Linked DNA regions of Mus musculus: region 1 is linked to region 2. A link is a contact called in ENCODE Hi-C data. All regions are on one chromosome and are shown on one strand. Each heading gives the region's core, a stretch centred on a gene start or an enhancer-like site at or near the end of the contact. The rest is flanking DNA. Distances are from core to core; before and after follow the strand shown.

Evidence for each region. A loop is a pair of places that touch in the nucleus more often than their neighbours do.
Region 1: a loop to region 2 is called in a map of T-helper 1 cell, with 207 times the contacts of the local background. The contact joins the promoter of Nek9 here to the promoter of Agr2 in region 2. A Hi-C loop is called at or near these places in 2 of 37 maps with a recorded cell type or tissue (T-helper 1 cell and T-helper 17 cell).

Annotation. Positions count from the first base shown.
Region 1 is chr12:85,337,850-85,345,444 of GRCm38, forward strand. It overlaps Nek9 (NIMA (never in mitosis gene a)-related expressed kinase 9), which reads right to left and starts at 1,513. Exons shown (of 22, transcript NM_145138.2): 1 at 1,154-1,513. The coding sequence starts at 1,372. Tmed10 (transmembrane p24 trafficking protein 10) reads right to left here. Exons shown (of 5, transcript NM_026775.4): 4 at 6,376-6,502; 5 at 2,765-5,700. The coding sequence ends at 5,579.
Region 2 is chr12:35,989,158-35,996,022 of GRCm38, forward strand. Agr2 (anterior gradient 2) reads left to right here and starts at 3,768. Exons shown (of 8, transcript NM_011783.2): 1 at 3,768-3,812; 2 at 6,353-6,498; 3 at 6,738-6,801. The coding sequence starts at 6,360.

The DNA of each region.
Region 1 (7,595 bases), core at 263-2,762, about 49 Mb after region 2:
CTGACTTAAATGCTAGAAAATAATCGGCACAAATAAGAACATAGGCGACTACAGATGATAATGTCCACTAATGGGTTGGTTACTGGAATAGAAAAGAACACAAAGATATTTTCTTGCAACTACTTTTCTTCCATCTTTCATAGATATATGCTGGACGCTGGAGGTATGGCTCAGTAGTGGAATGCCTTCTGAGCACTGGCAAAGCCCGTTTTATCCCCAGCACAAAAAGTTCTGGCTGGGAGCAGACACTAGAATTGCAAGTGCATGAATCACCTTTTGCAACCTCAGCAAGTTCTCATTAAATGTTTACCCTAAAGCTAGAGTTTTAAGGCTGTGGTGATTAGACTCAAGTTATGGTTAACTTTTGGAGGTAGACTCACTACAGGGTTTTAAATCAGTACACATTCTTAATTTTGGATTCAGTAACTCATGGGTCTCTCCATTGTGACCTTATGCAAGAAGGTGGGAAAAATGACTTAGCTTCCTTGGGTTCTCAAAGAAAGGGGTCCTTGTTTCTCCAGACTCAACTCCACCAATAAAGTATTTGTCTTATACAATCACTGAAGGAAAAGCAAGAAAACAAACAAACAAACAATGATCTTTCTGGTGATCAAGGAAATCCTCCGAGTGATCATTTATGAAAAAAACAAAAACAAAAACAAGAAAACAAAGCCTACAGGGCTAGCAGTGTGTTGTAGCTGCCAGTGTGGCTATTTGGAAGTACACACCAACTCCCCATCCCGCCCTTCAACAGCTATACGAAAGGAAGTAAGCTTTTACAGACTGTTCCCAAAGAGCAAGTAAGCTTTTTATATTGTTCCCAATGTGCAAAGCACCTTCGTTTGGACCTCAAAATAACCTTTAAAAAAGTAAAGGTTTTTTTTTTGGGGGGGGGGGCGAGGTTGTTATCGCTAAGTCCAATTAACAAATGGGAAAACTAAAATGCAAAAGACCGCTCAATGACTCGCTCAGTGACAGCGGTGATTAAACCAATGTCCTACAGCAGGGGAAGCGAAAGCACGGTGGGGTTCCCGAGACCTAAACCCCAAGGGACGCCTGACCATAGAGGGCCAGGGGCAAGCAGCACTGGAAAGCGGGGCCGGGAAGGAGGGCGCGGGGAGGCCCGGCAGCGGCCGGAGCCGAGGGCCGCTACCTCGGTGCGGCGGTACAGCGTGGCCTCCCCAAAGGCACCGCGGCCCAGAACGCGGATGGGGATGTAGTGCAGCTCCTCCTGCTCCGCCGCCCCGCCGCCGGCTCGCGGCCCTGGGACAGCGCTGGGGCCCGGGCCCGAGTCCCCGCCACCCCCGGACTCGCTTCCGAAGTCCGAGTTGATGGAATCGCAGTGTCGCTCGTACTCGCCCAGCACCGACATGGCGGCGGAGGCCGCAGCTCGCCGGGAGCCGCCCGCGTATCCACGGCGGGCAGGGCCGGCCGCTTAGCGCCTCAATGGCCTCAGACGCCAGGCAGCGGCTTAGGTGGCCCCGCGGCCCAGGGAGCTTCCATGGTGGCTCCTGCCCCCTGACCCGGAAGCGGTTCTTAGTGTTTCCGGCTCGCCGAGGTTTTCCCTCCGCCTTTCGCGTGCCCACTTGTTGCAGATGCGTCCCGCACACCTTGGGCGTCGCTGGCCTTCACACCCGCGAGTGTCGTGGAAGCGGAAGAGTGACCACACGGCGGGTTTGCAGACCGCTTCCCTACAACCCCCTACCAGCTTTCCAGACTGCGTCACATTTTGGAGGTGGTCCAGGCTAATCCTGGCGACACGTTTGTCCCAGGAGCTGTGACTGTGTTAGCTGTCACTTGGCTTGTTGGGCAGGGCTCCTTTTTTTTTTTTTTTTTTTTTTTTTTTTTGTAGCGATAGTGTAGCAAAGATAATGGAGCAAGCTAAAACATTAGACTTCTGACAACTTTAACAATTCCTTCTTCCTTCCTCCTCCTCCTCCTCTCCTCCTCCTCCTCCTCTTCCTCCTCCTCCTCCTCTTCCTCCTCCTCCTTTTCCTCCTTTTCCTCCTTTTCCTTCTTCATTAAGTCTATAAAGTTGCAGGACTATGACCACCACAGGGTTGCCTAAGTTGGGACAATGCTAAAGGGTTTTGTTTTTCTTTTCTTTTCTTTTTTTTTTTTTTTTTAATGATATTATGGCCCCAGATCCTCAGAGCGCCATGAAAACAATGTTTATGTGTCTGTTGGGGGTGGGGTGGGGATTGTTTTAGGTGATACAGCTAGTTAGGAGGAACTTGAGAGGCAAACCCTGCAGTCTGGCCCCAGAATTAGGAAAGGGCAGGGCGTGATGAAACTAAGGTTATGGGACTGGCGCCATTACACTTGTTGGGCAGAAGCAGGAAGTACACTTTGTATGTTGTACAGTTTGGTGTTTCCTGTGGACAGTGGGAAACTAAAGCAAAGGAGTAGGTGATTAGGGCTCTGTTTTGTGTGTGTGTGTGTGTGTGTGTGTGTGTGTGTGTGTGTGTGTGTGTGCCGATTGAATTCAAGTTGCCTGATTTGCATGGCAAAACCTTTATCCACAGAGCCATCTTACTGGCTCTCAAAGCTCTAGCCTTCTGAGGAAATCTGCTCAAGATTTCTTTCATTAGCATAATGATTAAAACATCCTTTTGCTTAAGTGCCCTGCAGTAAATCAGTGACTTTTTTTTTCTTTAATTTATCTGTTTTCACTCCCTGTGCTTTAAAAAACAACAATTATAGAGGAATCCTTGCTCACCCAGACAAAGGGGCACTAAAGATTAACAGACAAATACACCTCAAATGGTTTCTGCTAGCTTTTATTTGTGAAAGTTTACACAAACATCTCCAACAGGTGAGCCTGTATAAATCCCACATGCCTCTTCCCATTAACAAACAGAAGATGGCTCTGATGGGGGTTCATGACAATGGTAAGGAACAAGGTTTGTTGAAACTGTATGATTCTCAGTTATTTTGACTATGCTGGAACGGAGGGAAGCAGATAATATACCTGTTTATAAAGCGGATATGCTGTTGTGCACGCCTACTGTCAAAGGCAAATGCTCTTCAACTGAACTGAAAAGCATGTTGTCCAGTTTGGTTGTTTTGGGCATGATCAAAATGATCGAAAGGACTTGAAAGAATTTCAGTTCTACAGAGCTTAAGTTTATACTTGTTCTTGGAAACAAAAACATGGACAGAATGCTCTATTTTCTCCTCTCTGAAAAATTGACATTTTTCAGAAAAGAAAATAGAAATCTAATAGAGCGGCTGTCACTGCTCCTTAGGGGGGAAGGCACACGTCAGAAAACAGGAGTCTCTTGTTAGGCTAATGGGACAGACAGGCTATGGTTTTGCACTTAAAAGTCTACAAATGGATTTTGACCCCAAAGTTTATTCTTTTCATACTTACATTGTTCTCCTATCACTTGATATATGAATGTTACAGATTTCTGACCATCTGCTGTTGCCATGGTGAGGACTTGTATTCTAAGATCTTAGATCTTAGATCATTTTTCAACAGCAGATGGCACTATTGTACCAGAGAACACTTGATGCCATGCAAGAGGAATTTATGGAAGTCATAAGACAAAGGCTTTTGAGTTCATAGTAACTGGAACCTTAACAGCACAGCCTGAGACTTAACCACTACATCTTTCCCATCCACCTGCATACTTCATCCAGGTCATCCTAACGGTATTCTCTGGTAACTTCAATATTCCACTTCTTTACTGCAAGCCCTGTAATTCTCAGAACTGCAATTGAGATAAGCCCTGTAACAGGTCAGCAGGGTTAAAAGGTTACCCACTTTCCCAGGAGAAGTGGGAAAGACTTTAGATGATAAACAAGTATTTTTCCTGTTTACAAGCATTTGTACCCACCCCACCCCCGCCCCCGCCACTGGCAATCAGGCCCAGAGCCTTCTGTATGGTAGGTAGGCACTGTAAACTGGGGTACACTTTCCAGAACTGCCTTGAGGTACCTAAAACTTCCACCGAATGAACCTTGGCTTTGATTTTACAACATATATATTTCAAGTATTTACTATCTGTGACTTTCCCAGATGTCCAAGTTAAACCCCGTATATCCACATCTCAGAGATAACACTGAAGAACAGGAGTTAGATCAGTGATTGACCATACATGAAGGGCTGGTAAAATTTACTTATTTTTCCTGGTAGAAGTTATATGAAAAGTTCAAGCAACAACCCATTTGATAGAGGAACCCACACAGAACTCAACAGTGAAGTGAACAAATGACCCACATAGAAATGGGCAAAAGCCACCAACGGACATCTCACTGACAAGGACAGACAGATGGCAAACGACAAGAATGAGAAAGGATGCTCAACGCCATCTGCCATTAGGAAAATGCAAATTAAAACCATAATGAGATATTACAGGCATCCACTCAAGGGGAGAAGTTAAAATAGCAATGATAAAGACCACAGAGAATGTAGAGCTGTAACCTGCCATACAGCCACTCTAGACAGAGCAGGGAGGCTTCCTTTAGAACTCCATGTGCTTCCTACACAGCACAGCAACGGCCCTCTTAGGTATTTATCCCGGAGTGATGAAAACTTACATTCACCTAAGAACTTTAATAGTTAGGCCCAATCCCCAGGCCACCCACATGACCTTTAAGCACAATGCAGTACCATCCATAGCCTGGAGGAAAACCAGGATGTGCACCGCCTTGGAGAGGCACCTCATGGGAATTATGCTGAGTGGAGAAAGCCAACCTCCAAAGGTTACACTCTAGATGACCCATTTACATAACAGAGTTAGAGTTCAGAACAGGGCAGCAGATTAGGGAGCCAGAGCGGGGGGGGGGTGGGGGGGGGGGTGGAGAAGGGAGTGGCTAGCTGCAACACTGCAAATGAAGACCATGGGATGGAACTACTCTACCTGGAAATGATCGACAGGATCTACAAGTGATAAACTGGACAGAACTAAACACACATACACAAGGACTTCAAGCAGTTGAGCACAAACATTTTAATGGTCTAAAATGAGATTTTTTTAAGAGATTATCTACAGTTCAAAGCTCACCTTTTAATGTGTCCCACCCATGACCCTTTTAGGAGACATAAAATTATGAAGGATATCACCAGAAGCTATGTAAACATTTCATCTAAGGACCAAGAGAAGTTCAAGGTGTTTTCACAAGGAAACCAAAGAGACAACTGATATGAAAGAGCTGACCGCAGTCAGAGAAATCTTGGGAGGAGAACTAGAGTGAAGGACAAGGCGATGAGCAGGTGGGAGAGAAAAAGCAAACAGCTCAAACAGATCCTGTGAGGCGGGCGACCCAGGACGAAGGCTGGCTTTGGCGTTATCTAGGTAACCCCGGTTTGTTGTTTTGTTTTATTTTGTTTTCTTTCCATAGGCGACTTTAATAATCTTGTTGCAAAACCAGTCCAAATCCTACTGCATTAAAGTCCTCATTGACTTGTTGGGTATAGGTGGTGCCCATGTGCTCTCATACCAAAAGTATCAGTTCTGGCAAGAAAGCTCAGCTGTGCCTTGATGGTACTGTTAGTAGAATGGCCTTGGGCTAGGCCAGGCATGTCCCAGCGATGTTCTGCTGGCTCTAGGGGACAGAACACTGAGCCTCATTACTCTATCAACTTCTTGGCCTTGAAGAAGCGACGCAGGTAGAAGACCTGCCAGGTGGCTAGTCCAATGAGGCAGAACATGGAAAAGATGCTGAAGTACAGGACCCGGGTGTTCGTGGACTCTAAAGAAACAAAACAATGCAAAAACACTGTAAATGGAATGAAGTTAAGTTGCTTCAGTTTGGCTAAACAATGGCTAGGGCGTAAAGACAATTAGTTAGCCTCATTCTGTCCATAGGTCTCAGAGTTCAAACAATTAAAGCAAGCAAGCAAAAGTGAGTATGGTAACACACCTGTGATCTCAGCACTTGAGAGGCTAAGACAGGAGAATCCTGAATTCCAGGCCAGCCTGGGCTACATAGCAAGATCCCGATAAGAAACTCTAAAACTGTACTAATAGGATCTGAAAAACCTTATGCTGAGTTGGTAACTATAGCCGCCTCAGTGGTACACCACTTTCTTAGCATGCACAAGGCTCTGAGTTCCATCTCTAGCCCTGTTTCCTTTTGCTTTGTTTTTAATCCCATTTAAAATGTTAAAAATTACAAGTTGGTAATACTTTGCTACAAGCTAACCAAAAATATAGTCATTACATATCACCAAAGGAAATGTCATTCTTCTGAAAACCTAGCCAGCTGATTTACCTTTTAGTTACAATAGCCCTAGAGAAGCAATTTTATTTCCCTAAATCATATTCCACTTTTCCCAAACTGAGAAATGTGTACGTTAGCATTCAGTGTCCAGAATCTGTCTCCTTTACAGCTCACGCACTGAGAAATGAAAGCTACCCCACTCACCATTAGTGTCCCTCATCTCCTCTTCCCGCTTCTTCATGTAGGCAAAGTCATTAACAATGGACTCGGAAAGGTCCTCGAGCCGTCGTAACTCCACCTCCAGTGGTTTGAGTTTCTCGACTTTTGCAATCTGGAAAAGATCAGAATTGGATCCAACTCCCTGAAAAAACTGCTTAAGTAAAGAACATCAAAGCACAAAACAAAGCCATCTGGAGGAGCAGAGTCTCCTCCTTACAGCCTGCACTGCACTGCACCCGTAAAGAAGTAGTGAGGGCAGGAGTTAGCCAGTGTGGGAAGGAGCCCAAGAGAAGTGGGGGAGGGGTGTGAGCAGAATGCACCATCTACGAGTCTGTGTACACATTCAAATCTCTGTCAATCATTCTAAGATATTTTAAAATTTGGCTTTCTACCTTTCTCTACAAACTATATTTTTCCACCTTAGATCTTTAATTTTAATTAAGATTTCTTTAAGATGTGTGTAGTAGTGATTCATGTAAACCCAGCATTCAGAAGGCAGGAGCAGGGAGATCTCCAGGACAAGGTCAGCTGAGTGTATAAAAAAGACTTCACAACAAGGCTAGGGAGATGCTGTAAATGGCTCTGTGGTAAGATCACTTGCTATGCAAGCAAGAATACCTGCACTCATCTCCAGCATCCATGTTTTTAAAAGCTGGGCATGGTGATGCATTCTCGAAACTTCAACTTTGCATTGTAGGGTGGAGACACGAGGAGACAGAGCCTGTGCACCACTTCCAGCAAAACAGAACAGCTCAGTGGAAGGCTGTGAAGGAGGAGGTCCTGTCCCTCCACATTCCTGACTGTAGTACAGCACTTTACATTGCCCTTTCATCCTTTGGTAGGCAATTGACACTATAGCTAGCATGGCAGCTTCGAGAGTCATATTAGGTGAATGTAGGCAGAAGGAGGAAGCATGTGCTCCTGCAGTATCACAGAGGAGCTCAAAACCAAAACCAAAAACTAACAGGGTTTTGCATATCTAAGTCATACAACACTGGACTTGATTATGTTCAGAGCCAAGAGAAATCATACATTTGCTAAAAACGACCCTAAATCTACCTTGACCGCTCTTCAATTCCCTTCCAGAGGCAGCTACAGTTACCAACTCAGCATAAGGTTTTTCACACCCTATTAGAAGATAAACAGTGTACAGTTTTATAGCTTTTCTAGTTGAGAGTCCAGGGTTGCCATTCACCTAGTATTTA
Region 2 (6,865 bases), core at 2,518-5,017:
GCCAGTAAATATCCCATGAATACATTATGCAAATTCTTCATTACTTTTTCAAAAACATCTCCATTTTTAGCATTAATTTGAGTACTAATCTGAGGTAGTGGACAGCCCTACCTCCTCTGAAAAAATAATTCCCGGAGTCTGTACTACTTTCTTGTCTTTTCCTGCATCCTAGTTTTATGTGGATGGTGAATTTTTAGTGTTAATATCCTACTTCTTCAATCATATTATTAGAAACTTAAAGCAGGGGTAATATCACCCTGAATTTCAATTATCTGTTTCTGTTTCTGTCTAACTCAATAATGTACCATAACTTCTCCGCCTTTGTATTTTAATGCCTGGCATAGCACTTGCTGCTTAGCATTGTTGACTATTTGATGAAGGGGGGAAATAGGCTGAGGTTATGGGGCTGTGGATCAAACACTTGTCATGAGCCTAGCAGCCTGAGTCTTGATCTGAAGAACCTACATAAAAGCTGGATATTGTTCCACATGTGTCTACAGTCCCTGAAGGGAGCTAGAGACAAGAGAATCTCAGTTAACACACAAGCTTGTCTTACTCAGCAGTGAAGAAGGCAGACTTCATCTCAAATAAAGTAGAAGCTGATAACTAGCACCCATGGTTATCCTATGATCTTGCCACAGGCCTTGACACACACATAAAATAAATGATAAATACTATACAAAAATATCCTGGATGTTCAATAATTGCTAGCTATTATTTGTCTTCAGAAAGTATCCAAAATAGGAAATAAAGTACTTAGAAATATGGTTGTTTAGTAGTCTTTAAACTGTCAGCACAGACATGTCAAATATAAGCATCCTTATTATGACAACTCTAAGGATCACTGGTACCATGCTTAGTTCTATTGATCCAATAGTTCTTTGGAATTAACAAGTTCTCCTCATAGAAACCCATTAAGATATTATCAAAACTAGATACCTAGAAATAACATACCTTGACCTCTGAAGCAGAATAAGTTTCCTCCAGAGAGTTTAAAGATACATCAGAGGTATTTTCTCATTTCATGTAAACTTTCCTTTTTAGGCAGACAAACAGAAAGCCACTTACCTCATTTTTTATACAAATGTCTAGAATCCCCCACCCCCACCCCGCCATGCACATACTGAGAATTTTAAAGTTGGAACACAAGTTTTCTCTTTAAAAATTCAGCTCTGTGATTTGCTCACAAAGCCATATGCAAAAAGTCTGGACAAGACACTATGGCAGATGCCAACAAGAGCTTGCTGACAGGAGCCTGATATAGCTGTCTCCTGAGAGGCTCTGCCAGTGCCTGACAAATACAGAAGTGGATGCTCACAGCTATCCATTGGACAGAGCACAGGGTCCCCAATGAAGGAGCTAAAGAAAGTACACAAGGTGATAAAGGGGTTAGCAGCCCCCTAGGAGAAACAACAGCATGAACTAACCACTACCCCCAGAGCTCCCTGGGACTAAACCACCAACCAAAGAGTACACATAGTGGGACTCATGGCTCCAGCTGTATATGTAACACAGGATAGCCTAGTCAGTCATCGATAGGAGAAGTCCTAGGTCCTGTGAAGGTTCCATGCCCCAGTGTAGGGGAATGCCAGAGGCAGGAATGGGAGTGGGTGGATTGGGGAGCAGGGGGAGGAGGGAGGAGGGAGGGGATGGGGATTTTCAGAGGGGAAAATAAGAAAGGGGATAACATTTGAAATGTAAATAAAGAAAATATCTAATAAAATAAAAAGTCTGGACAGAGGAATCTTCACTGACAAAGAGCCAGGGGCACGAAAGGTCTAGAAAGAAACCTTTTAAATGAGTGAACTTTACCATACCTAGAAATGCTGTGGGCTAGTGACTCTTGAAATAACTCCATTTGCTTATGCTTCTAAAAGGTCTACAGAGACCATTTTTTTAAAAGATGATTGATTAAAAAAAACTGATTTGAGGTAAAAACCTTAACTAGAATTGCTCTCACATATCTAAATATCACTATTTAGCCTTTAGTTCTATTCAAACCATTATTTTACAGATTAGAAACACCAAACAAACGATTAAGCAAACAAAAATAGAACAGTCAATAGTTTTCTAAAGGCCCTACAATTAGTTGAGGGCAGAGCTAGGAGGAAAGCCAGGGCTCTTCTACTCCACTATCTTAGGCATTGGGAAATGGGTGGGATTTCGGGTCAATTACAGTCAGCATCCTGCTTCCACACTCTGGATGATGATATCAGAGGTGACACTGAACACCCTGAAACTTTAGTTTCCACGCCTGTAACAGAGTTCCATGCAACAGTTCAGAGCGACATAGTCGTGAACATAGAGTGAACTGAGGAAGAGGAAGAGGCTTGGGATGAACGTAGGGTCCCTGCTTCCACAGGAACAGGACAGCCTGGGAGGCTGAAGCATCGGCGATTCACCTTCGCTCAATCCTGGAGGCTCCACACAGACCATTGATGTGTCAGCAGCGTTAGGTTCTTCTCTTCTTGGCCTGTAGATGAAGTCATTATGTGCCTGTGTCTCTGACCTAAGTTTCTTTCCTATGAGAATAACAGTCATATTAGATTAGAACCCAGTCTAATGACCTATTTCACTTACTTTAAATTTCTTATTCATTTATTTCAATTACTTTCATTTTATTTACTTACTGTGGTACTTAGAATCAAATTCAGAGCCTTGCACATACTTAACAAATGCTTAATCTCTCTTTAAGACCCTCTCTCTGTGTATGATCATCTGATGAGGTCCTGGGAATTACAGCACATGGATTCCTTTAAAACACATCTCAACCATACCTCTTGGTAATTAAAAACATCTCTAATTTGCTGTAATTCACTATAATGATATAACAGCTATCCTGGAGTATTCCTGTGTCTAATTTCATGCTGGTAAAGCTCTGGTTATGGTACAACAAAGATGAGGTAATTATTACAACATCCTGCACATACTGGGGTATCTGTGGCATCCTTGGTACATCAGTCCTGAAACGAAGCCAATATCTACAGTAGCTTTGAGATGCGTAGGCGAGGGTAATTCTTTTATGCTACTGAGGTGGTACTGTGTGGTCATTCTTTGTGATCTCCTGATGTTGCGATGCACACCCACAAACACACATTTGTACACATATATTAATCATCAGGGCCATTATTAGCTCACAACATTATCCTATCCTTCCTTTCTTCAATAACCTCTCCGAGTTTGAAGAGTCCATGGCGATGATTTGCGGGGTTTATACCTGTGATTAAAGCGCACACAAAAAATGATATTGTGGAAAATAACATGTCTTGTGATCGAGCATGGCCAGCTGTATAACTGTAAGAAGGATTAGAACTGTGAATCATCCTTAAGAAAAAAAAAAAAAAAAAAAAAGCTAAATAAATGCAATCTGCCCAAGAGGGAGGAAATGAATACCTATAAACCACAACTTCTATCCAATCACATACAGACAAATCAGCCTTCAGACCAATCAAACGTCTTCATTTAAAGCTTACCTGGACTTGGCATACTGCCCAGCTTTTCCAAAACTACTCACAATAATACCTTCAACAACAGTTAAAAAACGCTGGTACTCAAACAAAATCAACAGCCTTTTCAACGACTGCTTTAAAAAAGACCAAACAAACAAACAAGGAACGTCTTAACCCAGAGAAGACAATTGCTTGGGAGAGGAAAAGTTTGCTTCTGAGTTAGCAGCCTGTGGAAACAGGATTAGTGGGTGGGATTGGGGTGTGCTCTGCCCATAAATACAGGCTCAGCGCTGCGCTGGCACACTGAGAAACTTGGACGGCAACCCTTGCGGCTCACACAAAGCAGGAGGGTGGGAAGCCCAGGTAAGGCAATTGACAAGCATTGCACTTGCTAGAGTAAGCTTTGGTTGCTGTGCACACAGTTGCAGGTATTCAACCGACAGGATGAAGCCAAGGTTCCCGGGGCAGAAAGCAGGCTCTGGAAAGAGTATCGCCCAATCTCATGGCAGCTTGCAGGGGCCTTTCTTTAGCAAAGAGCAGTGGAGGATCGCATGCATGCCTAGGTTCAGTGTGACACTTGACCCCTCAGGGAACTGGAGGTTTGTGAGTGGGAGGGTGAAATCAAGAGTTTTCAAACCTGTGTTAGGGTTCAGAGAATTCTGGGTGAATCGCTGCTCCTCTCCCACTAGGTAACGCAAGGGTAACGCAAAGGCCCCTGGGTTCCTCCACTGTAGAAACTCAGCTCAGACGAACCCCTGGGATTATTGCAAATCAGGAAACAGTGTACTTAAGTCGTCTTCAGTTTTTAAGACTGTCAGAAGGGAGAGCTGGGCACTTCCTGAAGCAACAGCAACAGAGTTATAGGCAGTGCCAACGTGGACATTAATTGTTCAAGACAAGATGGGGGCAGAGCAACAGTAAAATGCACCAGTTTGGGGGAGGGGGTGATCAATGGCACGGGGGAGGGGAGGGTCTGCAAATTATCAATGCCCCCCCATGATGTCTTCAGACACTGGGGCTTTGTGCTTCAAGGGGTTTACAGAGGATGTTTGTAGAGTAGACTGTGTGCAGAATAGAATGTTTTCATTATGAAAATGCAGTAGAGTGAATTTCAGAAAGCCATAATCTCAGAGCGGGATGTTTGTACAGCAGTGTTATCTTAACCTTCCTTGACGTATCCTGTCATAAAATGCATAGGACATATCAATAGTTCCAGCCTGTAATCTGTAGAGCCATTACAAGGAGTCCTAAGAGCCATTTATACAGCAAACAATTGGACTAAATACACCGCTTTGCCACCAATTTACTTTTACATTTTCAACATATGTAAGTGCTGCTATAAACAACATGTAATCAAATATTTGTTAATAAAACCAAGGAAGGTAATCTGTACTTCTGAACCAGCTTGTATTCCAGAAATAGTATAAGTCTCACATGAAGTACTTCAGCTTTAAATATTAAACAGAACTCATAATTCTAAGAAGGCTGCTAGGTATTGCTAGATTATAATATACTTGAGTTGTTATTATAAAATTTTAGATGATAAGAATCATTGTTAGCATAGCATTCCTGCATCCTTATATATGTAGAAAAATATGACATATCACTGCTCTGCCTTATAGCTTTTCTGAGCCACTGTGTGTCTCTATTCTAAGACTTGGATAACAGCTGGCCAGTTTAATTGAGGGCACCCCTTGGGATTGGTAACTAAGCAACATCTTGCTAATCATCTAGTCTAGCAAAGGCTCCCCATTCAGGCTCATATTTTATGAGGGTCTTCCCTCTTCCAAGCACTAAGCCAAGACAATCTACCCTGCTTCCTTCCTAGAGTCTATTTGACTTCAAGACCCATACCAAAGCTAGAGATAGACACTGTGCTTTTACATTGCTTTCTGGGCAACTTTAGCATTTGCCTTTACCAGATTCTAAGTCTGCAGCAGCCTGTGGTGTGGGCCATGGGTACCTTTAGTGACATGAAACACAACCTACATGGCCTTCCTTCCCCCATTCATGCAATGTACTGTGTCATTTATAGCCCTATTCATTATCATCCACTACAGTTTTTCTTAGTATTAACTTTCAAATAACAGAGGGGGAGAAAGGGACTTTAACAGAGAAACACCTTGGGTTTTATTCTTGGGGTCACGTACATCACAGAATACATCTGTCCACTGGAGTAGATGCCCTCTCCTGCCTATACAGGCCCAGACAAAGGTTAAAAAAAAATGTTCATTTGATGTCTGTTAGCTCAGAGCTAATATCATTTGAGAAGATGATCCACTAGGGAGAGGGAATGAGTCTCCAATGACATGGAAAAGCTAGCATACTCTAAATGACATAAGAATGCAGCCATGTTATTCATATCTGTTCTTCAATGGCAATGTGCCCATTTCAGTGGAAGGGTAAAGATATGTATGCTTAGGGTAACCGTTTCCGGAAGGGCGGGTGGGAGTTAGCACTGTAAAATGCAAGATTCAGAAGTCTTAGCTCTAAGCCTATTCCTAAAACCTTTCTATCTTCATCTACATAGTGAGCCACTGGAGGGAGAGAATACGAGGTATCCCCACATTACCTTCCAGCACTGTGTTTTCTTAGTATAACTTTTAAATGTACATTTCCTTAACAGAACATATATACATTTAACTAGTCATGTGTTTTCTTAAAATACACTTATCTATTCTATTGCAAGATAAGATCCAACAAGCATCCACTGATAGATAAAGCAATAGAGGATGAAGGGATAGACCACGGATGGATAGATAGTAAATATTCCCAGGGAACTCTTGCATCCTGGAGAAAGTGACTTTCCACTCCTGCCTGGTGTCTGATCTCAATGCCACCTGCTTTCCACCACTGCGATAGACTCTGTAATTCTCTTTCCTTTCTGTTTCTTTCCCATGCAGATTTGCCATGGAGAAATTTTCAGTGTCTGCAATCCTGCTTCTTGTGGCCATTTCTGGTACCTTGGCCAAAGACACCACAGTCAAATCTGGAGCCAAAAAGGACCCAAAGGACTCTCGGCCCAAACTACCTCAGACACTCTCCAGAGGTAGAAGTCTATTTTTTATTGGTTCCCAATTGCAGCTTAATTCATAAAGAATCCCTGACTCTTGGTGTCGTGTGTGCTATTAAGATATTTGGGGGTTTTGCCCCCTAGATTTAGCCGTTTATAATCAGGTTCTCTCTGGGGGCTTTTGTTCTTTGGTAATGAGTATCTATTATCCAGGCTCAGCAGGTTTGGGCCTGAAACTCTGGTGGATTTAAATACACCAACTCCTCTTGTTCTAGGTTGGGGCGATCAGCTCATCTGGACTCAGACATACGAAGAAGCTTTATACAGATCCAAGACAAGGTAAAGCCTTGGGATGTGTGGAGTTCCCTCGAGTCTCTCATGAGCGCCATCTAGTGATGACTAT